Regions from separate parts of the Homo sapiens genome. Here regions 1, 2, 4 and 5 are each linked to region 3. Evidence: chromatin loops called from intact Hi-C (ENCODE). Cell type or tissue: CD14-positive monocyte. All regions are shown on one strand. Region 1 has its middle 170 kb from the start of LINC02205. Region 2 has its middle 43 kb from the start of TLE3. Region 3 has its middle 170 kb from the start of TLE3. Region 4 has its middle 43 kb from the start of LINC02205. Region 5 holds the start of LINC02205 (long intergenic non-protein coding RNA 2205).

Region 1 (5,000 bases), 74 kb after region 3:
TGGTGGAATAAGTCCATCTGTGCAAGGCAGGCCTTTGAAGGTATTCTAAGCCCTGCAGGCCTCCAGCGGCCCTCAACGTAAGCCAGTGGTGGAGTATGGTTTTTATCAGGAAGGCTGGCGGGAGACCAGACGCCACATAGCCTGCAGAACCTCAGGATACAGGCCGGCCCCGCCAGGGCTACTTGACCCCAAACCATCCCAGGGTCCTGCTCTGGCCTTTGCAGTCCCCAGTTTCCATGTGGTACTAGGTCTTGGCGTGGTGTGGAGAAGGAGGTGTTCTCTTTCTCTCTGTTGCAAAGGAATATTAGGAAATGCATCCGGATTTAGATTCCCAAATGGAACTCCAAGCTGTCCCCTTAATTGATTTCTTTTGCTTCCCTCAAGTCCTCAAAAACGTGTCGACATCCATTTGGAGTTGCCGTCCACCAGGCGCACACTGGCCAACTTTCTTCAATTAATGAGCTGTGACTGAAATTGAGAGCCTCACTTTCCACAGCCACGGCAGGAGATTGACCCTGCCTTGGCGATTAAACAAAATGTCAGTGCTGTGTCTGTGAAATATAAGTTATTAAAAACTGGCCACTCCAGCTAGCTCGGGCAGCACATTATCACTGATGACTATTGTCTTGGCTGTGGCTGGACATCCCCCGACACTCACCTCCAAATTTGGCCTGTTTGCTGCTTGTGCCTTTGCTCAAGTCAGTCCCCCTGCCCTGCACGCCCTCTCTATAGCTATGTGCTTGTCAAAACACAGCCAGCCTTCAGGACCCAGTTATTTGGATTTTTTATTCATTCAGTAAACATGTGTTGAATGTTCACTGTGCACCAGACTCTTGTCATTTATTCATTTCTATAAAAATGTATTAAATGAACAAGACAAACACCACCTTTATCCTCACAGAGCTCGGAGACTTGGAGGGACACATTTTGAAAGATGACTCTTGGCCGGGTGTGGTGGCTCACACCTGTAATCCCAGCACTTTGGGAGGCTGAGGCAGGCAGATCACTTGAGGTCAGGAGTTCAAGACCAGCTGGCCAACATGGTGAAAACCCGCCTCTACTAAAAATACAAAAATTAACCAGGCATGGCGGTGGGCGTCTGCAGTCTCAGCTATGCAGGAAGCTAAGGCAGGAGAATCAGTTGAACCCAGGAGGCAGAGGTTGCAGTGAGCCGAAATCACACTACTGCACTCCAACCTGGACAACAGAGGGAGAGTCCGTCAAAAAAAAAAAAATTTACTCTAAGGTGGCACAGTGGATTTAGGGCAGTGACAGATATGTATGAGTGCTATGGGGTACTGGGAAGGGGCACTGACTTCTGGAGAAAGTGCTATATTTTTTAAACATTTTTGTAATTAAAAATTTCAAATATTTATTTGGAACTGTTTGACGAACCCCTCGGTGCCCACCACCCAGCTTTAGCATCATCGATCATCTCACAGCCAGCCTTTTATCTCTAATCCTATCTGCCTCCCCACACTCTTGTGTTATTTTGAAGCAAATCCCAGACATCATGTTATTGTCTCCATGAGTCCACACCCCTTCTAATCTGTACTGCTCAGTGGCTTTAGGCCAGCTTTATGTCAATAAGGGAGCCACCAAAGTGTCCAAGGAGCACTGACCAGCCTTGGCGTCAGACAAATCTGAGTTCAAATCCTATTTCCCACACCTGCAAAGCTGCTGACTGTGCAAACGACTTACCTACTCTGGGCCTTGCATTCCTCATGTACAAAATAGGGATACCATTTCTGAGTTTCTAGAGTTGTTCTGATAATTAAATGATGTAAAGTATATAAAGTGCCCAGCATGGCACCTGGCCCTGAATTGGTGCTCCATAAATATTCCCTCCCTTACATCACACACCGGGGCCTGTTGTGGGGTGGGGGGAGGGGGGAGGGATAGCATTAGGAGATACACTTAATGTAAATGACGAGTTAATGGGTGCAGCACACCAACATGGTGCATGTATACATATGTAACAAACCTGCACGTTGTGCACATGTACCCTAGAACTTGAAGTATAATTAAAAAATAAATTAATTAAAAAAATATATTCCCTCCCTTGTCTTGCTGTGTCCTGGGTCACTGTGAGAGTACCGTGAAGCAGCTGAGTATGTTTGACTGATATTTCACTTCGGACATGCTAAGATGTGACTGGACATTCCCAGAGGTCAGACTCCTGACCACAGTATAGGCCCAGCCCAGACAGCTATTACAGTAAGACTTCTTTAATGTCAGCCTCTCTCACCTACTCTTTACATAGTGTGGACTACTCTTTAAGCAGACCACTGGTCCACACTGTGTAAAGAGTAGGTGAGAGAGACTGACATTAAAGAAGTCTTACTGTAATAGCTGTCTGGGCTGGGCCTGAACCACCGTCACGTGAGTTCACTGCAGAGAGATGTTGCTTAAGTTTTGCAAAGTTCAAGTCGTGACATTGGCCATTCCTTTCACACTTCACAGTGCTTTGGGAAGAAGGGAGACTCTAGGCAAGGGAGAATGTGTGCACCTAAACTGAGCACTTGCAAGCTTGCTTTTCAAAGGCTCGACCTGCTTCTGGCTGCTGCGAGCACCAGCCTCCTCTCTACTCTGGGTGGCAGCTGGTGATAAAGCCCCAATAACTCAGACAAATGTGGTTGACGCCAGAGAGGAGTCAAGGGCCTGGCTGCAACGTCTGGGGCCAGCTTGGTCTTGGACCTCGCTGTATGTTTACAAGTTTCCTTTGACAATTCAGTTTTGAAGATGGGCTTCATTAAAGGGCAATTATAGGTTAAGTAACTTGTTGGCTCATTGCCTAATGTGGAAAACTCGACTATGACAATCAGATAATTCTGAGATTAAGCAAGACAGCAATTGCTACTGAAAGAAGAAGCTTAGCAAGAGGATAAAAGACTCTCCAGCCATGACCTCATCCCAGCTGCCCGTCTGGGCAGGAAGTCTGGATTCAAGGGGCCAGCAGGCTCTGGGAACCTCTGGCATCGGGGGTGACCTCTTCTGGGAAAGGAGACCACAAAAGGCAAAGTGCTCTCCCATTGAGTGGCAAGATTCCCCTCTTCCTATAGGGCTTAATTCTCCCAGAGGCCTTCTCCTGGGTGCCAGGAGTGAGCCAAGCTGGTCTGTGCTGTGGCCTCTGTTTGTACCCGGCTGTTTTCCATCAGCCCACCCTTGCTAATACCTCCACTTTCCCTCTCCTTCCACATCTCTGACCATCCATGAAGCTTCCCTAATGCAGAAGGGGTGAATTACCTCAATATTCCTTGAGAACTTGGTGTCAGATAGGAAATTTTCTATTATGTGTCAGAAAATCCCACCCCAAACTATGACTTGTACAGAAAGGGGGATTTATATCCTCATCTACTGATGTAACTAACAGGCTCAGAGGGTGTTGACCTCAGGAGTAGCTGGATCCAGGAGCATTAAACAATGCCCTCTCCTCTGCTTGTCCCTTATAAGCCCCATTTTCAGAGCTCTTTCCACACTGTGGCAAGATGGCCACAGAAGTTCTGGTCCAGCTGGAAAAAAAGCCTTGTTTCCTGATGATTCCTGCCAAAGTTATCTTATTTGACCTGATTGGACCAGTGTAAATCATGTGACTGGGTAAACTTCACATCCTGATTGGATGTTCTTTGGTTAGGTGTATGCTCTACTCTACAGCAGGTGGGAGGCTTATTAGGAGCGCATAGCCTGAGGATAAAGGAGGGACAGACCCTCAAAAGGAAATCAGAGTGCTGTTCTCAAAAGAAGGGGAAAGAGATGCCAAGAACCAAAAATCTAACTAATATACTTCTGGCCTCTGTCATGCATTTATTTATTTATTTTTGTTACTATTATTTATCTTTTTTTTTGTTTCTTGAGACAGAGTCTAGCTCTGTCACCCAGGCTGGAGTGCAGTGGCGCAATCTCGGCTCACTGCAACCTCTGCCTCCCCAGTTCAAGTGATTCTCCTGCCTCAGCCTCCCAAGTAGCTAGGATTAGACATGCACACCACGCCCAGCTAATTTTTGTATTTTTAATAGAGACGGGTTTTCACCATGTTGCCCAGGCTGGTCTCAAACTCCTGACCTCAAGTGATCCACCCACCTCGGCCTCCCAGAGTGCTGGGATTACAGGTGTGAGCCAATACACCCTGCCTGTCATGCGTTTAAATGTTAACTTTGTGATAATCCTGTCTCTCAGGTAGATTTTTAGTTCCTGTGGGGCTGTGGTTCTGAAAAAGTGGTTCCCAACAGGCAGCAACAGCATCACCTGGGAATGTGTTAGGAAGTTTCCGGCCCAATCTGGCTCTCCTTGAGCCCCTGGAGTCCCTCAGGTTGGTGGCCACATGTCCCAGGTCTCCATGCCCCTGCTGCATGGAGGGGTCAGTGCCATCCTGACTTAGCCCAGCTGATATTCACAAGGGCAGCATGGGGTGACAGCGAGAGCTGTGGATTAGCAAGGTCAGAACAAGGCTCCCAGACCTGGCCTGGGCCCTGCAGGACACATTCAACCCTCCTGAGCCTCACTTTCCTCATCTCCGAATGAGAGGCTCGGGAGTAAGGATTCTGGATCCACACTGTATGACACTTGGGTCTGCGGAGCTCTCTGCTGGACCCTGGGCAAGAGGCTGAGGTGGGTGCACGGAAAGATGGAACGGTGGTTCCTGCCTTCGCTGACCTTATAGTTCAGTTACATGCGGAACAGTGACACTCGGGTGACTAAAAACCAAGCCAGCTGCTTCTATTTCCAGGTTCAGGAGCAGGACACAAACACATGAGGCCCTATAAGCAGCAGGATACCACTGTGGGCTTTCTGGAGAGGGTGAGCCTTGAAAAGGGAGTTTGATTAAAAAGTAAAGGGAACACCCTCGAAGGAGGTGGGGAAACTGCTGAGCAAGGGCATGGAGACGGGGTTTTGTCGTGTGTTTGGAAGTGGGGACAAGACTCCCTGGCTCTCCCTTGCTTAATATGACACAGGCTGTGTCTTCCTCCCCGCACCTCGTAAAATCTTGCCTCTTCTGCCCC
Region 2 (5,000 bases), 120 kb before region 3:
AGGTATAGGTATTTATGAAAGCTTCCCAGATGATTCCAATATGTAGACATATCTGAGAACTGCTGCTCTAGGGTGCATTGAGTTTCCCCCAGTAATAAAAAGTAACATCGTCTCAGCAACCATCGTGCAAGTGACTGCTCCTGAGTCAGATCCTCGGCTGGTGGCCCACCTGCCTCATCTTCAATTCCTGCCACTATCTGGTGGTTTTAACCCTGCTTTTCAGATGGGAAAGCTGAGCTTCAGAGTGGCAGGAACTTGCCCACTTCACTTAGCTAGACAGCAGCAGAGTCACGGTGTCCAGCCCGTTTCATCCCAATGTCCTCCTAGGTAGGACAGCCCTAGCTGGCTCTCTGTTTGGAGCATTCTTCTCCAACTTGCTTTGGTTTTCCTGTTCCCTTCTTCACAGTTGGCTTCCAGCAGCACCTTCCCCTTGTTGCCTACATACCTTTCTCTAACCCTGCCATGCCATTCTGGCATCTGCCCAGCCTGTTCTAGCATCAATTTCTTCATCTGTGAAATGGGGATGGCACCACCCACTGCGCAAGGCTTAAACAGGGCATGTAAAACACCTAGCCCAAGTGATCACCCTGGAGGTGGTGGCTTGTCCTCCCAGATCAAATCCTCCTCCAAACCCATGAGGAACTCTCTAAGTCAACCCCACCTCCGCCTGCTGCTCCTCTACCTCTGATTTGAATCTGCCTGGCACTGGGAATCTGGGTCACTCATCTTGCTGGGACTATGTGCAAACTAAGAGTAAATAGGCTCCAAGTAAAGGCCTGAAAGATGGCCCTTTCTGTGAGAAATGCATGTGAGCCTAGTGCATCATCTTTGGCAATTTGTCTTCACTGCATAGGACCCACGAGATGGCTGTGTAAATAAATCAGCTCACTTCTCAGCCTTTTGTATGCTCCTTGAGGGATCCTGAGGCACCGGGCACGCTGACGGAGCTTCATCATTATTTGCTGGCTGTCTATTTTGGAGATCGCCCCTGGTTGGTCACCCCATGATGTATAAGGAGGATGCAGTCCCCTCTAAAGTCAGCTCCTGCTGCTGCTCTGTCCTTACCTCCCCCATCTCTTCCCTCTCTGGCCAAATGCGGCTTCTCAGGAGCCTCTGAACTGGTCCCGAACATCCTCACCTTGATGCTTTTGTGTCAGCTTCCCCCATGCTCCCTCCTCTGTAAGCCCTGCCCTGCTTCCTTTCAGCAAACACTTCTTAAGAGCTTTTGTAGACAAGGAAGGTCAGTGGACCAAGCTCTGAGAGGGAAAGACAAGCCTTACCAGGACCCTTTCCTCAAAGAGCTTCTACCACAGTCCTGGCCTTTGGGTAAGGAGTCCAGTCTGTTCCATTATAGCATCGATTTCTTCATCTGTGAAATGGGGATGGGACCACCCACCTCATGAGGCTTAAAGTAAAGAGGGTGTGTAAAATACCTGGCCCAAATGATCACCCAGGACGTGGAGGCTCATCCTCCTAGAGACCAGACCAAACCCTCCTAGAAACCCACGGAGATCTCTATCAAGTCAACCCTGCCTCCCCTTCTGACTTCCTCTACCTCTGCTGTTGGGCTAAGACAGCTCCTATGAGATCAGTGAGGCTCAAATAAATGTCATTCCTCCCTGCCCAGCTCTTGGCAGGACGAGAAGTTTACATACTCCCTGGGTGGAGAGGTGGGGGTGGGTGCCAGAGCAGAGGAGGGGCTGGAAGAAGCACTGAGTTCCAGTATTTCTGTAGCTAGGTCTTCAGGAGATGACTCTTCACACCAGCCTTTGGTCCCAGCTCTCTGTGCCCTGGGCTCACCTGGACATACCTCTGCATGCCTTCGTCTGCTCTTCCCAGCCAGAGGTGGACTCTGTGAGAGGGAGCTCCCTCTTCCACCTCCAGTGGCTCCTGTAGGCCCAGCCCAAGAGCAGAGGGCCACTGTGTTCCCCCACTAGAGTCTGATTCTTTCGCCCACATTACCTCCAGCCTCTCTGAATACAGGCCTTGAGAGACCTGAGCATGTATGGGCTTCCGAATGCAAACAAGGAGTGAAGTATTTCAAAACCTGGTATTTCACCAGAAACGGCCCTTCAGAGGGGCCCAAAATACACAGCTCGGTGTTTGCACTTCAAAGAGTGGGAGGCCCAGTCAAGGCTCCAGGCAGCCAGGTCTTCCCTGTGTCAACAAGGGGAAGGAAAGCAGCTTGGCCCTGTCTGGGGCATCCTGAGAAAGGGGTTTTCCGACTGCAGCTGGAGAAGAAGGCAGGGCAGGGAAGGGCTGCCAATCCCCGGGGTGCTTCCTGCAGACGGCGTGGAGACCCAGGGGCTTTCTTGTGAGCTCACAGAGGAACCTTTTGGGGAATTCCCCAATGATAATGACAATAGTTCCCGGTTACTGCCTGTGATATGCTAAGCTCTTTCCATGGTTTTTCCCATTCATCCTGATGAGGCCGGCAGTACCAATCTTCCCATTTTGTAGATTTGAAAACTGAGGCTCAGAGAGGTTTGGATGACATGTAGGTTAATGGCAGAACTGGATTTCAGTGCAGGCCAGCCTGCTGCCAAGGCCTGTGCTCCTGATCAGCATGTAAAGCTCATCCCCTCTCCCTCTAAGGTCACTGAGCCCCATCAGGGTCTAGGCGCTGAAGATACTGAGAGAAACAAAGTACAACCCCTGTCTTCACTGAGCTGCCAGTTAAAAGGAGAACAGCCTCGGAGACCAGTGGCCACCATGTGAAAGTGAAAGTGCTTTGTCAGAGGCTTTCTGCACAGTCGTGGGAGTGGGAAAAGGAAGCACTTGCCTCTTCAGGGGCCCTATGGAAGAGGGGGCCAGCAAGCTAAATCTGGAGAGAAGAGATAGCATTTGCCAGGTGGGCAGAAGGGACAGCACCTGTGGCCAGCCAGACCCTGCAAGCTGTGTTTGTTGTGGTCACTGAGTGGGCCTGAGTGCCGCAAAGTGAACCACTCACTCTGAGGTCTAGGTGGGGCTGTGGAACTTGGAGGATTTTAAGGAGCAGGGAGAATGAGCTAGGCACTCTCAAAGGCTCAGGTAGATGTGGAGGGGGCATGGAGCAGACACAGATTAGCCTGTCCTGACCTCTCTTAGCACATCAGACCCCAAGAGGACCCCGGTGACAATTTCTCAAGACCTCATGACAGCAGTGTGGGTAATGATGACACAGTGGTGGTGTCTCAAATGCACCCAAAACTTATCAGTGTCACTGTTTTTGACAGATCCATCCTTAGCCCAGGCCCAAGATGCAGGCATTTTCACTCCCATGGGACCCACGAGAAGAGTGGAGTGGTTCCACATCAGGAGAATGGGACGCTTTGCGGTGTGAGCCGGGGGAGGCCCTTTTGCTTCCCTCTATGGAGCTCAATTTTTTCAGCAGAAAATGAAGTGGACAGGATGATCCCTGAATTCTGGCTTGAACAAAAGCTCCCGCGTGGCGCTGAAGGTGGAGGTGGTTCGGCTCAAGGAATCTACCCTGTGAGCATGAGGAGTTGAGACAAGCCTGGGCTAGGAGAAGGACACCAGCCCATGACCCAGGCTAAGCTCTGTCATGGGCAGGATGTATAACCACCACAAGTCATTTCACTGCTATAAAATAGAGATAATAATCCCTCTCCTGTTCACTTATGGGCTTACTGTGAACATCAAATGAAATAACAAGCACAGAAGTGTTTAAATTGTAAGGTATGGTGTCAAGTTGAATCATCTTCTGGTTCTTGAACCACAGGGACCATTTAACCCAATTTCCTCATATTCCAGAAGAGGAAACAGAAGTTCAGAGTGGCTGTGACTCGTCCAGTGTTCTCTGTGGCAGAACTGAGACCAGCTCCTAGATGCGATCTCTTCTCTTTAACCACCGCTGTGGCTGCTATGATTCAGAGACCTGACAACATTTTGTCATAGAAAAAAATTCAACCACCTCCCCGCCGCCACCCCCCACCCTGCTGACCCTTGGCATGGAGTATCTCTCTGCCTTCAAAAGAAAAGAAGAAACAAATTCCAAACCCCAAACCCCACTAACTGCAGAGCAGCTGCTTCTCAGGGAAAGCGGCCACCCGGAATGTAACGCGGCAGAAACCGGTCTCACTGCCTGCCACCAAGCAAACGTGGCCTGTTCTGATGGCTCAGTGGCCAATGTCTTCCTGTCACCAAGCTCCTCCAAATCGCGGGGGAGATTGTTTTGACATTTGATTAGCCACAGAGTGTAACTTGTGAGTGCTTGAGCAAGCCGACTCTCAAGCAATGGCATCGCTGAGTGCTTTAGCCTGTTAGAGATACCATGTATCAGGGAAAGCGATGGCGGGCAGGGCTCCAAGAGGGAAGATAAGTGGGCTGTTGGGAGAAATTAATACGAAGAAAGGAAGCGGCGAATGAAGTCAAACGAAAACAGGGTCCTGTGATATCCATGACTCATAAATTTCATTGATACCCAGAATGTGAGTTCCCTGCTCTCCCTCGAGTTAGTAAACTGCTTGTCCTCAGGGTGACCCTGCGGGAAGATTCAGGGGCAGGAAGGAGGTGGGAGGAACAGGCTGGAAAGCCCGCATAACTTTTAGGTGGAGCTTGCACAAAATGCTTTCTCTCCTGCAGGGAAGAGCCTATGAAGATGGCCCTGAGAACAGATGAGTGCCTGCCTAGGGCGTGATTCAAGGGGGAAGAGGTCACCAAAGGAAGGCAGGAAGGTGATAATTGTGGGGGTGGGAATGGAGATTGGAGGGACCCAAGACAGAAGTCACAACTGAATCCTTATTTCTTTTTTTTTTTTTTTGAGATGGAGTCTCTCTCTGTCTCCCAGGCTGGAGTGCAGTGACGCGATCTCGGCTCACTGCAAGCTCTGCCTCCAGGGTTCACGCCATTCTCCTGCCTCAGCGTCTCCGAGTAGCTGGGATTACAGGCGCCTGCCACTACGCCCGGCTAATTTTTTGTGTTTCTAGTAGAGACGAGGTTTCACCGTGTTAGCCAGGATGGTCTCAATCTCCTGATCTCGTGATCCGCCCACCTTGGCC
Region 3 (5,000 bases):
AGTCCCCAAACGATAACTGAATCCTACCATGTGCCCAGCATTGGGCTAGGTGCTTCTGGCAATACAGAGGCGACCAATCAGTGGACGTTATCCTCACTGGCTAGACACTGGCTCCCTACTAGACAGGGAGTGTAGAGGGGTGTGTACAAGCAGACAAAGAAGGTTTGCGACAAGTGCAGGGACAATCTAGCTCAGCATTCATCTACACACTGGGGAGTTTACAAATGCTATTGAATGAAGAAATGAACCAATTAATTAATGAATGGTTGAACAAGATGCTGCCTCTCACTTGAGGAGGCTGGGTTTGAGGTCCTGGGCATTTCTCACAGACTTGAAGTCCATGCTGATGCACCCCGCTTCTCCCTGCCTTTTCTGGAAACGTCCTCCAGCCTCATCTCTCCTCCCAGCCCTCCAGGGAACCCCTGCCTGTGGGATACAGCTTTCAGCCTGCGTTGCTCTGGCCCAGAGATTTTTGGAGCTTTACCTCTTGGGCCCTTGCTTTCCTGCTGAGAGGAAAGGATGTACTTTTTTTTTTTTTTTTTGTCCTAGTACGTTGTCAAACTGGCTTTTAAAATCCCAAAGCTCCAAGGCTCTAAGCAGTGAAGCTGCGGTACAAGTGACCCCTCAATCCTCCTCTGCCATGCATGGGAGTGGCTTGCGGGGGAGCTCAGAGCTGGAGTGAGGAAGATTGACTGCAGGGCTGGGGGCAGCCAGCAGCCCCGCCTTCCAGCCTACTCCACTCCTGCTACCCGCTTCCAGCACTGGCCTCCACACAGACATCCAACTAAACACAATACTGTCCAAGGCCTCAAGTACAAGTTAATTAATTCACCAGAGGGAAGGCAGGCTATAAATAACTGATGGGAGCAGAGGGGGCAGCTGGGGCAGGTTTATTCACCAGCGGTTTCGCAGTCTCTGCTCTGGCAATACAGGTTAATGAGCACAGGCCTCCTTGCCGACATAATAGCGACTAAAAATAAAAAAAGAGGAACGAGTCACCCTCCCTGGTGAATCAGACGCCTCCAATTGTAGTTTCCATGCTGATACTGTAATTTTCCTGTTCCTCTTGCTCCTCCAGGGGCTGATGGAAACGGAACCCCCCCACCGCCCCCACCCGAAACCCCGCCGCAAAGGAGGCAGATCCCTTTCTGGTTTGTTTCCCTTCCTTTCAGGAAAGAGAGAGATGGTGGGTAGGCGGGAGGGAGGGCGACTGAAATCCAAGCCCAGACCCCAGGACATGTCAAAGTTGCAGACCCAACTCTGTCTCCTGTGACTAAATGCATGTCATTGCCCTGGTCTATTCCCTCCCTCTAGATTTGTCAGATGAAGAAACTGAGGCACAGGGAGGAAAAGCAACTTGCCAAGAGTCTCCCAGGAGTGTCCCAGGAGTGCAGGAGCCAGGCCCAGCACTCCCCAGCCAGTGCTGTCATCTCTGTTCTGTTCACTCCTCCTATCCTGGCCACGAACCTACACTCCTAGGTCCTCCCCAACGCCGGCTCCTGCCCCACCCTCACTCCACCCCACGCTCCACCCTGACCTCTCCAAGGGACCTATAGGTTGGAAATCCTCCAATTCCCAGCCCTCCTCTGGCCACTTGAGCTGCATATGCAGGTTGCCAGAAGGTTCTTGTTACAGGCCTTTGACCTGGAGGTCCCCTTGACCCACCTGGCTGAGGATAGGTGTGTGGAGCTTCCCAGGCACACGCTCCAACCTTTGGAGGAGTCAGCCAGCCTATACAACGCCTTCGTGTGAATTAGAAAAGGCTCCTCCTCTGGGCAGACACAGCCCATACCAGGGCTTGACCAGTGGGCCTAGGGTGGGTTTCAGGTCCCACTTGACCCAGCCCCCACCAGGTGCCTTTGAGCAGTGCACACACTGGACAACCTTCTCCAACAGGCCTGCCTGCCTCTGTCTTCCTGGAGGCCAGCCAAGCCCCCAAAAGTGTTCCAAGAGAGTAGAACTTTCATGAAAACTAAATGAGTCTCCCCACCTTTGTCCTCACCCCCGACCTCAGCCCCCTCTCCCCAGTGTATATTATGAAAGGAAGAAGACAGACAGGAACTGAATTGCCCATGGGGACCACAGCAGCCCTTTCCTGGAGGGAGCAGGGGGCTTGGGGACCCAGCACCTAGGGGGCTAAGAAGCGCACCACGGGAGGTGGATACAGAAACAGCTAAAGCCAGAGGGCAGCGCCAAGCCAGACTCCAGTTGGCTGACCCCGAGGCCCAGCCCTGCCCCCTGCACATGGGGATGCTTTTGTCCCACTAGGGCTCGTGCCTTAGTGACTGTCACCTGTTGGAGGAGAGAGGCCTCATTCTGGAGAATGGAGAAGGAAGATGGGCAGGAGGAGGGTTGCTCCACCTGCTGGGGGATGCAGTGACACCCTCTGGCAATTCTCTGGGTGCTCCATGACCAGCCACTGAGGACGATGACCATCTGGCCACCGGTTCAGCCACATCATCATTCTGTGACAATTTGCATGGCAGATGTCAAGCCCAGATGAAAGGCCAGTCTGTCTTCTATATTCCTCCTCTCTTCTCGCTCGCTGAAAACTCCCTGCAGAGGAAACTGGCTCTACCTTGGACCACGGGGCCCACGGACCTGTGGAGAAATTATTTTCTGTGGCTTTTCTCCACAGCTCCTTCCTCCAGCCTGCCCAAGCCTATGCGCAGTGAACCCAGGCACTCTCCTTACTCCCCACACCGTCAGCTTCCTGACTCCCTCACCGGCTCTCATCCCCCCACCACCCCCTGCTCCCCCACAAGGTTAACACTGCAGCTCTGGCGTCTTCCTCCCAGGCAGCAGCCTTCTCAGGGCTTCCTTGCTTCCCCTCTCCATCTCTGCCAGTGTCACCAGCACCGTGAGGCCAAGGGGCACCAGGTGAAGGCCCTTACATCTTCTTGTCCTCTCCAGGATGTGAGGCGGGGGCAGGAGAAGGAGAGGAGAGTGAGGGGTGAATTGAGAAAGGCAGAAGGCAACAGTGGTATAGCTGGAGGCCCACCATGACCTTCCACACAGGCCCAGCCGCCCAGACTCAGCACCCTCCACAGCACGACTCCAGAGGCCCTCGGGTCCTGCCACCCAACCTGTGGACTGACGGCTGCGCCCACGCCCGCCTTCCGCCCTCCTCCCTGTCTCCACCGCAGCAGTTTCCCTAACCCTCAGAGACCGCTCCTTCCATCAGCCCCTATCTGCTGCATCCCCAAGCTCCCTCCCTCTCTCGTGGCTCCTGGCCAACAGTGTTGCCACAAGTTCAGCCTCTTCTGGAAAGCATCCCTTTCTTGGCTTCCTGACCCCTTCCCGCTGTGGTCCCACCCCCGCTTTTCTTTCACAGCCAAACCTCTCACCTGGGGGCATCTACACAAGTGTTTCCCACTTCCTCACCTCCCACCTCCCTCAGTCTGGCTGCGGCCCCCTCCAGGCCGCTGAGGCTGGCCTCTGACAGCTGCCTCTGACCTCCTTGTTGCCAAATCTAGCGGACGCCCTTCCTCCCCCATCGCACGTGGGCTATGGACCCGGCCTGGCACTGCCGACACTTCCTCCTCCTTGACACACTTTCTGGCCTCAGCTGCTGGACACCCAGGCGTCACCGCTCTCCTCCCTGATTGTGGGCAGCTCAGCTTCCTCCTAGACGTGGGTGTTGCTTAGAGGGCTGTTCTGGACTCCCTCCTCTCTCACTCCACACCCTCCCTTTTGTTTTCACATCTTCACAGTGCCTTCTCTAAGATAATGACCCCCACATCATCAGCAGCAGCCTGGACATATTCCTTTGTGGTGGGACAAAGGCAGGCCCAGCCAGGGCCCTTCGGCTCACTCTTCCCAAATGGCTTCTGGGTCAGCCCGGAGCCCAACTGGGATGAAAGGCCCCTGAGGTCAAAAGTCATATTCTCTTCCCTTCTGTATCCTCAAAGGGCCCAGAAAAGTGCTAGGCAAAGCTTTAGGCCCCTGCTCTGTTGAAAAAAGAGGTTCAATCCAAATAAAAACCAATTGCAATGTCAGAGACTTACCAGAGGCTAGGGTAAGTGTCCCCTTGGACAAGCCATGGTCCCCCAGGCACCTCACTCTGATCCGCTTCTGCCACAGCTATAATTCTGAAGCAAACCCACATGCCACTCGCTGCATAAACCCCTCCATGGCTCCCCACTGCCTGTCCCCTCTGCCTGGGCTCTCCTGACAACCTGGCCCACTCTCCAGCCTCATCTCCCATGGCTCCTCTCCAGCCTCATCTCCCATGGCTCCTCTTTGAGCATCTTCTTTGTGCCCCAGAATGTGTGCTGTTTCCTAGACACACCCAATACTTTTTGGCCCTCTCTTTTATCTCCTGACAAACTTCTAACTATCCTTCAAGGCTTTCTCTAAAATGTCTCCTCCAGATAGCCTTCCTTGATTCCTCCAGCACACAGTGGTCTCTCTCTCCCCAGCACACTCTAAGAAGTCCATGCCCAACTAAGAGCAGGTGATGTTTGCCACCTTGAATGATAATGATCTGTCTCCCTGCTCTCCCCCATGGAGAGCTCTCTGAAAACAGGCCCATGTCTTCTTTGTGCCCCCATCACTCAGTACCTGTCTTGGTTTGTCTTGGGTGAGTGGATGACGAGAATGAATGAATGAAGGGCCAGAGAGCACAGTGGTTGGGAGAGCAGGCTCTGGAGTCTGACAGACATGTGTCCAAACAGAAGCTCTGCAACGAACTGTGTACATGACTTAGGGTGAGTCATTTGCCCAAAATGGGCGTCAGTATCCTCGTCAATGCTCTGGAAGTACTCGTAGTCACTCCTCCATAAAGCTACTGCAAGAACTCAGTAGAAGCATGCATGTAAGATGGCTTTGCACAGAGTGGGCACCCGGCAAGCATTCCACAAACACAGGCTCTTGGGGTTGTCATTAATCATTGTAGATATTCCCATTAAGAGGACGGGCAAGTGGAGGGTCCAAGGACATCTGGGGAGCTCGTCCATGGGAGATGCATGCCTCCTTATCTCAGCTCACTTCTTTCACTT
Region 4 (5,000 bases), 200 kb after region 3:
CAAATGTCCCCTAGAGGAAAAAACTGCCCCCAGCTGAAAAACACTGATTTAGATCGTCAAAGACTTCAAATAATACAATAATCAGATAGGTTATAAAATAACAAGGTATTAAAAAAGTAAATGATGGAATAGAAACAAAGGATCGAGGAATAAGGGACAACAAAATGTACAGGCAGATGTTTATAAAAGGATCAAGTAGAACTTCTGGAAAAGAAAAAAAGAAATCTTTGAAATTAAAAATTAAATGGATGTGCTTGACACACAGATAAAGAAAGAATTAATGAATGAGAAGAGAGATTTGAAGAAATTACCACAAATGCATCAGGGAAGCCAAAGAATGGAAAATTTGAGAGACAGGTTAAAAGACAAGGAAAATATGAGAATGGTTAAGCTATGATTAATCTGTGCTCCCTCAAAAAAGTAAAAAGACAGTGGGAAAGAGGCCATATTCGGAGAGATAATGCCTGAGACTTTCCAGACCCACATATGCAGGAAAACTGAAAGATTCCAGGCAGGATGAAAGTGCAGGTTGTTGTGAGTTGCATGTATTAACAGAAAAGTTGAGGACTGGCTTGGGTGTGGTGACTCCCTCCTGTAATCCCAGCACTTTGGGAGGCCAAGGCAGGTGGATCATTTGAGGTCAGGAGTTCGAGACCAGCCTGGCCAACATGGTGAAAACACATCTCTACTAAAAATACAAAAATTATCTGGGCATGGTGGCATGTGCCTGTAATCCCAGCTGCTCCAGAGGCTAAGGCAGGAGAATTGCTTGAACCTGGGAGGTGGAGGCTGCAGTGAGCCAAGATTGTGCCATTGTACTCCAGCCTGGGTGACAGAGACTCCATCTCAAAAAAAGAAAAAGAAAAAGAAAAGAAAAGTTGAAGACTGAGCCTCCAGGGTTCCTCATTGAGACTGAGGCACAAATTCAACCCAGGGATCCATGGGAGGGCCACCCTGGCATCAACAGCAGGGGCCATGGAGTCCTCAAAGGGAGAAATCACTGTGGACAGCTGGCCAGAGCACAGCCTTGAAGGATGGGCTTGTCCAATGATGAATCAAGAGACCTTGGTCTGAGCCTTGTATTTTACAGGGCACCCAGGAGGTTCCCTGGGGATGGAATTTAGAAGGGTGAAGAGAGTGAAGAGGAAATGGGATGGTGTTCTAAGCAGGGAGGAAAGCATGGGCAAAGGTGTGGAAGCTAAACACTTCCTGAGCCAAAAGGGAGTCCTGTTGGGTCATACTGGGGAACACTCAGGGGAGTAATTAGAAACTGGATTGGATGAAGAAGGTAAGACCAGGCTAGGGAAGTCCCTTGAGAGAAAAGCAGAGGCTTTGGACTTGAAACTCGAGGCCAGGCATTGGCAACTATAGCCTGAGGGCCAAATCTGGCCCACTGCCTATTTTTATAAATAAAGTTTTATTGGAACAGAGCCACACTCATTCATTTGGTATCATCTATGGCTGTTTTTGAGCAACAAGAGTGGAGATGAGTAGTTGTGGCAGAGACCACATGGCCTGCAAAGCCTATAATATTTATCCTCTGGCCCTTTACAGAAAATGCTTGCTGGCCACTGCTGTAGGTGGGCACAGCCAGTCAATGAGGCTTTTCAGCAGCCACCAAGATGGTAAAGACAAGCCTAGCAGTGGCTGAAGGACAGGGTGTATTCTAAGAGGAAGGAGAAAAGTGCCTAACTTCTATTGAGTTCCTGCCCTATGATTTTCCTTCACCCACATTATCATTGTTACTTCTCCTAACCACCCTGCCCAGAAGCTGTTACTATCTCCATTTCAGAGATGAGGAAAATGGGGTCCGGAGAGGTTAAGTGACTTACTCAAGGTTACCCAGTGCTTCAGGGCAGAACTGAGATTTAATTTCAAGTCGGTCAGATTCCAAAGTCAACGTTCTTCCCACCACACCTCATTGCCTTTCAGGGCACTGAATATCCCAGGTGGGAGGGGACAGCCCCAAGTCAATGAATTGGCTACTGTGTGTCACAGCCTGCAACAGTCCAAACTGGGGAGATGGTACGTGTTTCACTTCCCTGAGAACAAATGTAGAGGCCAAGTCTGATCTGCAGAGGGGACTTCTGCCCAGGGTTCTTCCAGCAATTGCTCTCAACTTGTTCAAACATGGACTCCACCCTGTCCCCTCCACCCCATGCCTCCGGAGGCACTGGCTCTGCCAGGAATGCATATCGTTCCATCTTCCCCCAGCCTCATCTCACAGCCAGATGCTAAAGGCAGTTGGGAGATACCATCTCCCCATCTACAAAACACACACACACACACACACACACACACACACACACAAGGGTTGGAAGGCCTGCATGGTGTCACCCACAAGAGATGACCCAGTTGATTTGCAGTGAAATTGCAACACAGCCTCTGCTTCCACCCCAGCTGATCCTAAGCCCTGGAGCAGAGGGGAGCTGGCCTTGTTTCCACCCCTAGCCTGGCTCCTGTTCCTCTCGTGACTAATTCAGATCCTCATCTGACAGCCACCCATGACCACTTCATCCAGAGAGGCCCCAACAGACCTGCTTCTTGGTTTTGCGGTCAAACTGGTTCTTGAAACTTCCCCAGAGGTCCAGCAGGGTTTACTCTGTCTGTGGGGAACTGTAACTGGCTGCCCCTTGGGGTTGAGCTGGTTGAGGACTTGAGAAACCATGAGAAGGAGGTCAGGAAAGTACAACTTCTACCTGAGACCTTGGTTATCTGTATGGTGTGTAAGACAATAGGAATCCACCCAGTAGATCCCAATGGATGGGTCTGTTCCTTATCAGCTCCCCATTGGCCCAGAAGCCAGGCCAGATAAGCCTCTGACCCCAGTGTTTCTATCAGGAAATGAACACAAATATAGGCAGACAACCTCCCCAGAGTAGGTGGGAGGAACCCTGTGACCCCCTAGGCTCATTGGCTGGCTCTAACGAGCAATTGCTACACCCTCCTACTCTCTTGCCTTGGGAAACAGTTAGAGTTACCTGTCAGCTCCAGGGGAGACTAGACCCACACCTACTCATGAGCTGGGGTGTAGCTCTTCTGGATGCAGAGGGAGAGGACAGAATGAGAGACACCTGCCCATGCTACCCACCAGCCTTCCTCAGACATGGTTGCCAGCTCCTTGTCACAGCCCCACTTTGTTCTGCTGTGACCACAGTGTGTGCTCACATAGGAGAGTAGAAGGAAAAAGACCAAGAGAGGATAAGGCAAACAAGATTTCATGAGCATCTATTATGTGCCAAGCTCAAAGCTGGGCACACACAAGCATCATCATTTTTTTTCCTTATGCAGTGACACATCCATGATTTTTTAGACTCTGCGTGTGCATCATTAAGACACAGCATAACATAAACGTGAAAGGCAGCTGCAGAGACAGCCCTTCCTAGATCCCTGCTCTGCTGCTAACTATCTGCGTGGTCGCAGTTTACACATCTATCACATAGGAACTAAACAATAATAATTATTTCATACGGTAATTACAACGATTGAATGAGGTCATTTATATAAAGTACTTGGAATAATGCCTGACACATTGAGAATAAAATAGTAGTGTTAATTGTGATTTTTTTTTTATCATTACCCTCTTTTACAGCTGAGGAAATCAGACAGGGCTAGTGACCTATGTAAGGTCACACAGCTAGAAAACCGCAACACAATTAGCCAGGCATGGTGGTGCACGCCTGTGGTCCCAGCTGCACCAGAGGCTGGGGTGGGAGGATCCCTCGAGCCCGAGAGGTGGAGGCTGCAGTGAGCCATGATCTTGCCACTGCACTCCAACCTAGGTGACAGAGCGAGATCCTATCCAAAAACCAGCCAAACAAAAGAGAAATGGCAACACTGGTATTCATATCCGGGTCCATCTGATACCACTACTCCCCATTCAAAGATTTTAGTCCTTAAGGGTCAAGTTAAGAAGAGAAGCTCTGGAGTCCTTGAGCCCCAGAGCAAGGCCCCTGCAAAGGCAGCTGCCAGAGACTATGGCAGTCCCCAAAGAAGGGAGAGAGTCATCTTGATAAAGTCATGGGGGTAAGGCACTCTAGAAGGGCCTTGGGACTTCTCAGTAGTCCCAGGGCAATGGCTCTGGAAGAAAGCCATTTCCAGAGGTTGCCCATCCATGAAGACCAGCCAATGATTATGCCGAAAACACTCAGGGAGACAGCTCAGCAAGGCCAGTGGGTGGTGAAGGGCAAAGTCAGTGGGTGGTGAAAGGACCCCTGACCACAGATAAACATAAAACCCCACTGCCCAACACCAGAGCAGATGCATGACTAGCACCCACCTGTAAATGGTGGTAGCTGAGCATTGTATCACTCAAGACCAAAGTGGCAGAAGCCACTTCTGGTGAAGCATCCTTCCGTGGCAAGCCCACATCTAGACACAAAGTGGGCCAGGTGTCTGGAACCTAAGGGGAGCTTCCCAGCTCCCTGAGTATCCATTTTTCCAGCTGTGAAATGCAGATGATCAGACCCAGCTTCCAGGGCAGTTCTGAAGACTAAGGTTGGGTATACACAAGACAGAGTAGAAGGTAAGGTACAGAGTGTGATTAGCTTTCCTCCATGCATATCAGGGTGCTGGTAAGGTGTACTTGTGACCCTCTGCTCACCACTGTGCTCCTAATGCTCCTGCCCAAACCTGCTTCCCATTCCTTCAGAGAACTGGCTTCAAGATGGGCTTCTTCTGAGCTTCTCTCAATGTGACCCCCACACCTAATGGAGAATAAAACTGCAACTTGAATATCCCTGGACAGGTGTAGCTGATAGTTTTGTCTCCATGTTCTGGGGACCAATAAACATAAAAACCCTGACTTCCTCCAAAGATACTGAGTTTTCCATCATCAGTAGGTTAAAGGCAGAGGCCAGCACCACTTAGAGAAGAGACTGCAAAAGGGATTCATTCATTGAATAGAAGCCTTCAAAATCCACAAGGGTCGTCCTGAGCCTCTGATGCCCTGTGGTTGGACTTCATAACTACTTGGAAGGCAGAGCTCAAAGCCTTCTTGA
Region 5 (5,000 bases), 240 kb after region 3:
GACGGGCACCCCCACGGCACCCCAACACGGGGGCTTAGGGACTCCCACATCTCCATTATGAGGGCTCAGATTTGTGGGCCAAATTCAAGCCTGAAGCTTCTCTGTTATTTGGCTGCAAAAGAATTCCTGGTGGGAGTGAACACCACCCACCCCTAACAAGGTGTCAGCCCTTTACCTTCTAGCTCCTGCTGCTCCCAAACCCCAGAAAAACCCACTCTGATTTGGCCTTGAAAACCAGAACAGTGACCCTTGCTGGCAGCCAAATGTTTGCACCACAGGCTCTGACATCCAGGCGTCTTAGGGTTGTCTTAGACATCCAGACAGCAAGACAGGCAGTGGGCAGCAGACCAGAGGTGATTGAATGGCCAACTACACCCCATGTGAGAGCAAAGTCCATGAGGGATACCCCTCTCCCCAATTCTTCTGGGGCCTTCCCTCCCCATAACACTTCCATCTGCCCAGACAAGGGCTTCTGGTGCCAGGGGCAGCTCCCTTCTTATCCTTTATACTTGGCTGTTTGTGCAGACCACACAAAGATGAGTCATGCTGAAAGGCAGAACCTGCCCAGGGCTCCGTGAGTAATTTAGGCACTCACTCTACTTCTATTAAATCCCCTTCCCTTGAGGATATTAATGGGAAAGAAATCTGACTAAAGTAATTCACACTCAGGTGTAGCTGACTAATAGCACTATGCGGGTGGGGAGAGGTGGGGAGGATTACCTTTTAGGTGTCTTGCTAACCCCAGATAGAGGAAGAAATCTCAGGCAGTTGACCAACCCATGATATCAGCCCTGAAGGCAGCTTAAGAGAAAAGGCAGGGGGTTGCATTAGTTCCCCAACATCTCTGCCGGGAAAGGACCTCAAGATCCATTATGCATTTGTGAGGTTAATCACAGCATCATAGCTGCTCAGAGTCAGAAAGACCTCACAGGCCAGGCAGACCCCTGGGGTATGCAAATGTGTGCAAACTAACATCCAGATTGGCATTCATTATTCTGTGGTCACCAGCTGAGGGACTTCTGTGTGGAGCACAGCTACGCTGCTGGCAGGAGCCCTGATGTGGAGCAACAATATCCTACTGGAAATGCCCAGGGTGGCCTTGGAGAAACTCCAGAGGGGCACAGGGATTGGCCTGCTGGACCCAGCTCTGGAGGACCAGCCAGAGATGCACACACACTCACTCAAGATGAAGTGCAAGCCTGTGTGTTTTAGTAAAAGGCAAATCTGAAACCGCCTTTGCAAAAATCATAACTAAGGAAATTATGACAGTGAGAGAAACCTGACAGGGCTGACTCCATCTTGTCTCAAGCCTCACAAGTTGGCTCTCTTTGCTCATTCTTGGGCTTGGGCCAAGCTAACTCTGGGAGACATTTATAGTTTAAATAACAGCTCTTCCCAAAAGCTAACGTGTTCTTGTAAAACAAATAAAAGGCCACCAAGTTAGGATAAGAGGGGCTTGAATTCTAATTATTATCAGCTATTGTTCTGGAGGTCATAAGATTTACAACTTCTCCAATTACTCTTGAAGATAACATCACTGTTGTAGAACCTAACATTGGCCTTTTGAGATAACTTTTCAGTTTTTTGCATGTCTGGCAACCTGATGGCCCCAGCTGGACCTGCCAACCACTTCTGTGGCCCCCACCCAGGAACCGCCTCAGCATAAGAGGACAGCTTTGACTCCTTATGATTTCATCCCCAAGCCAACCAATCAGCACTCCTGACTCACTGTCCTCCTACCCACTAAATTATTCTTAAAAACACCGATCCCTGAATTCTCAGGGAGACTGATTTAAGTAATAATAAAACTCCAGTCTCCCGTACAGCCGGCTCTACATGAATTGAACTCTTTCTCTATTGCAACTCCCCTATCTTGATAAATTGGCTCTGTCTAGACAGCAGGCAAGATGAACCTGATGGGCAGTTACAAATCATGCAAAGATGATATGAAGCAAATTACAGGGGAATGACCACAAAACAATCACCATCTCTCCCTGCCTGGTAAGGGTCCTACAACCCTGACAGAGGCGGTATAGAGCGGCAAATCAGGGGGAAGGGATAGCCTCTCACCACACCCAAATGTCCTCCAGCACCATCCTCCTTGGTCTGTTGCCCAGCAGTGCTCTGGGCCAGATACCTGTGCTCGGCACTGAGGGGCACCCAGTGTGACTCAAGCAGAGTCTCTCCCCCAGAAGGGGTTACTGGAGCCACATGTCCAACCACCAGGTCAGGTGAGAACTGAAGCTCAGAACCTCCATGCCAGGATGGGTCTCCATCTGTCCATTATCCACTACTGTTGTGTAGACTGTGCAAAGATGAGTATCAGGCTGGGCGCCGTAGCTCATGCCTGCAATCCCAACACTTTGGGAGGCCAAGGTGGGTGAATCACTTGAGCCCAGGAGTTCAAGACCAGCCTGGGCAACAAGGAGAAACCCCACCTCTACAAAAAATACAGGCACACACAAAAAATTAGCAGGGTGTGGTGGCACGCACCTGTAGTCCCAGCAACTCAGGAGGCTGAGGTGGGAGGGTCTACTGAGCCTAGGAGGTTGAGGTTGCAGTGAGCTGTGATTGTGCCACTGCACTCCAGCCTAGGTGTCAAGATGAGACCCTGTCTCAAAAAAAAAAAAAAAAAAAAAAAGAAGAAAAGAAAAGAAAAGGAAAAGATGAGTAACAGCTCTCCAAGGCAGGGCTCACCCAGGGCCTCACAGATAACCACTCATGTTGAACAAACCTTGCCTCACCAGGCTCTTAAAAGTGAATTTCAACAGAGGGACAAGTGAATGGAATGAATAAATAAATATTTACCATGTAGTATGAGTCAGGCACAGCAAATAGGGTGTCTTGTTTACTCACAGTGGCCTTAGGAGGAAGGTATTAGCATCTCCAATGGACTATTGAGGAACTAAGACTCAAAAAGATTAAGTGCCTCACCACGTCACACAGCTAGAAATTGATATGACCTCCACATTCATGGAGAAGTGAGGGGAAGTGGAGGGAGCTAAGGTTAATGTGGGTGATGTCAGAGGTACTGGTGACTTGCAACTGCCCTCCCCCTCATCTGGCCCCTCCCACTTCCAGCATGCACTCTCTCACCCACCTCATGCCCCAGCACTCACACACAATTCATGCTGTAGAGCACAGTTGGGCAAGGCAAGTGGCAGCTTTGAGCTCCCTCTGGAAGGGGCAGGGGAGGGGGAAATCATGCCCTTAGAGGCCCCTCCCCAACCCCTCCCTCCCCACCCCCAATCTGCTGCAGCATCTGCCTCCCCAGTGTCAGCATCAAAGATTCATCAAAGCTGAAGCCCAGCAAAGTGTGTGCTTCACATCTCTAAATGTGCTTCTTCCCAATGAAAAATTCAGTGGAAAATGCAGGGAGTTAAAGAGGGGAGAAAAAAACAGATTTGAGAAGGAAACAGGGAAGGAAGAAGAGAAAAGAGAGCTGCCTCTGCACTGTGGTTCCACTGAATCCACCCACACTTACTGAGCATCTGCCTTATTTAGGGCACTGTACCAGGCACAGAGGTGCGACCGCCAAATACAGCCTCATAGGCTGCGCACTGCACAACTTTGGGGGAACCATTCCCAGAGATGCATTCTGGCTCCTGTCCAAATGGCGTGGGAGTCAGGAGGCCTGGGTGTCTGAGTCTGCTCCGCCACTCATTAGTCATCTAACATTCTTGAGTCTCAGATTTCTCACATCCAAGCCAGAGGTTCCAATACCCACCCCTCTCTTCTTCCAGTGCCCTGAGGAACATGTGCACAGGTTGTAAACTGTTGTGATAAAAAGAAAGTAGATAACTCATCCTACAGAGAAGCCCAAACAATGGGTTCAGGAAAAGAAGAGGAAGGGACCATTTCCAGTGGGGACAGTAGAGGGGGCTGCTTCCTGGAAGAGATCTTTGATCCCAGTTGTAAAGGATAAGGAGGAGTTCAGCAGACAAGCCACTGTGACAAATGAGCAGCTACTGCAGGTCCAGGCAGAGTGACAATGTGGGCAAACACCCAGATAGAGGAATGAACAACTTGGGCAGTGAAAGGGACTGTCTGGTTTGGCCCAGGAGGAGCTGGTGTAGGAAGTCCAACAGAAGGATGGACTTAGCTGATAATAAGATGAAAAAAGATTTTATCACTACAAGGAAGGCCTTGAGTGGCCTGCAGGTGTGGCAAGGAATCAGGAGATTGCTCGCCTCCACCTCTCATTGGTTTTGTCACTTTAGATGAGTCACAGCTTCCCTCAAACCTCAGTTTCCTCATCCATAAAATGAGGACATCAGACCAAGTGATCTGCAAGTTCCTCTTTTGGCTCATTTGGTCTGTACTTCTAGTTCTAAGAAGTTGTTCCGTTGGCCATGGGGGTATCCCAAGAAGCTCAGGTTGACAAGACTTACCCAGGGCTTCCTCATAGGGCACCCCCAACCCTACATCCTCATTTCAAATCAGTCTCTTGTTGCTGTGCTTTGGACAGAGGATCCTCCAAGTACATGTGAGTGAGCCTTCCTGGACGTGAGGCTTTACCTTCCTCTACAGTGGAGACTCAGCACAGCTCCCACCCCACCCGGCAGACAAGCCAGGAGCACCCACACCTAGAGCAGCCCTGAGTAAGCAAGCAGCACTCACAGCGCTGGTGTCACTAGCTTAGGCCCAGGAACGTCCAGGGTGAGCAGTTGTACCCCACAGGCTGCACACTATGCCCTGCACACCAGCATCCCCAGCCAGGTGTGACCTGAAGATAAGTCTCCACATCCTAGCCAGTCACATGCCTCTCAGACAGAACCAGAGTGACACTGTGAAATAACAGGTCCCTGAGCAACCTACACATGGGCAGGGCTGGGGAGCTTCCAGCTTCTGTGACTAAACCTTCCCTCTCCTCCCCTGTGGGAAGTGTGGTGCCTCCCCAGCCCAGCTCTGGGAGCAGCACAGAGGAGCGGTCTCTGGCTTGGGCCTTGGGGTTAGTTGTGTGAGCTGAGAGTCTCAACTCCACTCCTTGCTAGCTAGAT

The links. Hi-C counts contacts between places; a loop is a spot of excess contacts. Peaks named below come from ENCODE experiments on the same cell type or tissue, not always from the same donor. Only the 100,000 strongest peaks of a DNase experiment are listed, where the experiment ranks them.
Region 1: it touches region 3 in a loop (2.4-fold over the local background); 2 of 110 quality-filtered maps call a loop at or near these places.
Region 2: it touches region 3 in a loop (2.7-fold over the local background); 2 of 110 quality-filtered maps call a loop at or near these places.
Region 4: a loop joins it to region 3, with 6 times the contacts of the local background. A loop is called at or near these places in 12 of 110 quality-filtered maps.
Region 5: it touches region 3 in a loop (8-fold over the local background); 4 of 110 quality-filtered maps call a loop at or near these places.

Annotation. Positions count from the first base shown.
Region 1 is chr15:70,337,361-70,342,360 of GRCh38, forward strand. No RefSeq gene overlaps it. Among named protein-coding and RNA genes, the nearest start is that of LINC02205, 170 kb to the right of the region's middle. In CD14-positive monocyte, no CTCF peak of the experiment used is centred here; DNase peaks (open chromatin) are centred at 2,391 and 2,881; H3K27ac peaks cover 910 bases.
Region 2 is chr15:70,138,569-70,143,568 of GRCh38, forward strand. No RefSeq gene overlaps it. Among named protein-coding and RNA genes, the nearest start is that of TLE3, 43 kb to the left of the region's middle. RefSeq lists enhancers at 1,224-1,729, 2,234-2,737, 2,505-2,604. In CD14-positive monocyte, no CTCF peak of the experiment used is centred here; DNase peaks (open chromatin) are centred at 2,253, 2,723, 3,793, 4,473 and 1 weaker place; H3K4me3 peaks cover 2,454 bases; H3K27ac peaks cover 3,199 bases.
Region 3 is chr15:70,263,406-70,268,405 of GRCh38, forward strand. No RefSeq gene overlaps it. Among named protein-coding and RNA genes, the nearest start is that of TLE3, 170 kb to the left of the region's middle. RefSeq lists an enhancer at 3,243-3,896. In CD14-positive monocyte, CTCF peaks have their summits at 1,917 and 2,366 (motif pointing left); DNase peaks (open chromatin) are centred at 996, 2,396, 3,556 and 4,726; H3K4me3 peaks cover 3,527 bases; H3K27ac peaks cover 4,550 bases.
Region 4 is chr15:70,460,767-70,465,766 of GRCh38, forward strand. No RefSeq gene overlaps it. Among named protein-coding and RNA genes, the nearest start is that of LINC02205, 43 kb to the right of the region's middle. RefSeq lists enhancers at 1-45, 2,087-2,166. In CD14-positive monocyte, a CTCF peak has its summit at 2,583; DNase peaks (open chromatin) are centred at 2,035 and 2,475; H3K4me3 peaks cover 856 bases; H3K27ac peaks cover 2,575 bases.
Region 5 is chr15:70,505,189-70,510,188 of GRCh38, forward strand. It overlaps LINC02205 (long intergenic non-protein coding RNA 2205), which reads right to left and starts at 740. Exons shown (of 2, transcript NR_146562.1): 1 at 721-740. RefSeq lists an enhancer at 629-678. In CD14-positive monocyte, no CTCF peak of the experiment used is centred here; DNase peaks (open chromatin) are centred at 543, 2,843, 3,643, 4,303 and 1 weaker place; H3K4me3 peaks cover 264 bases; H3K27ac peaks cover 3,897 bases.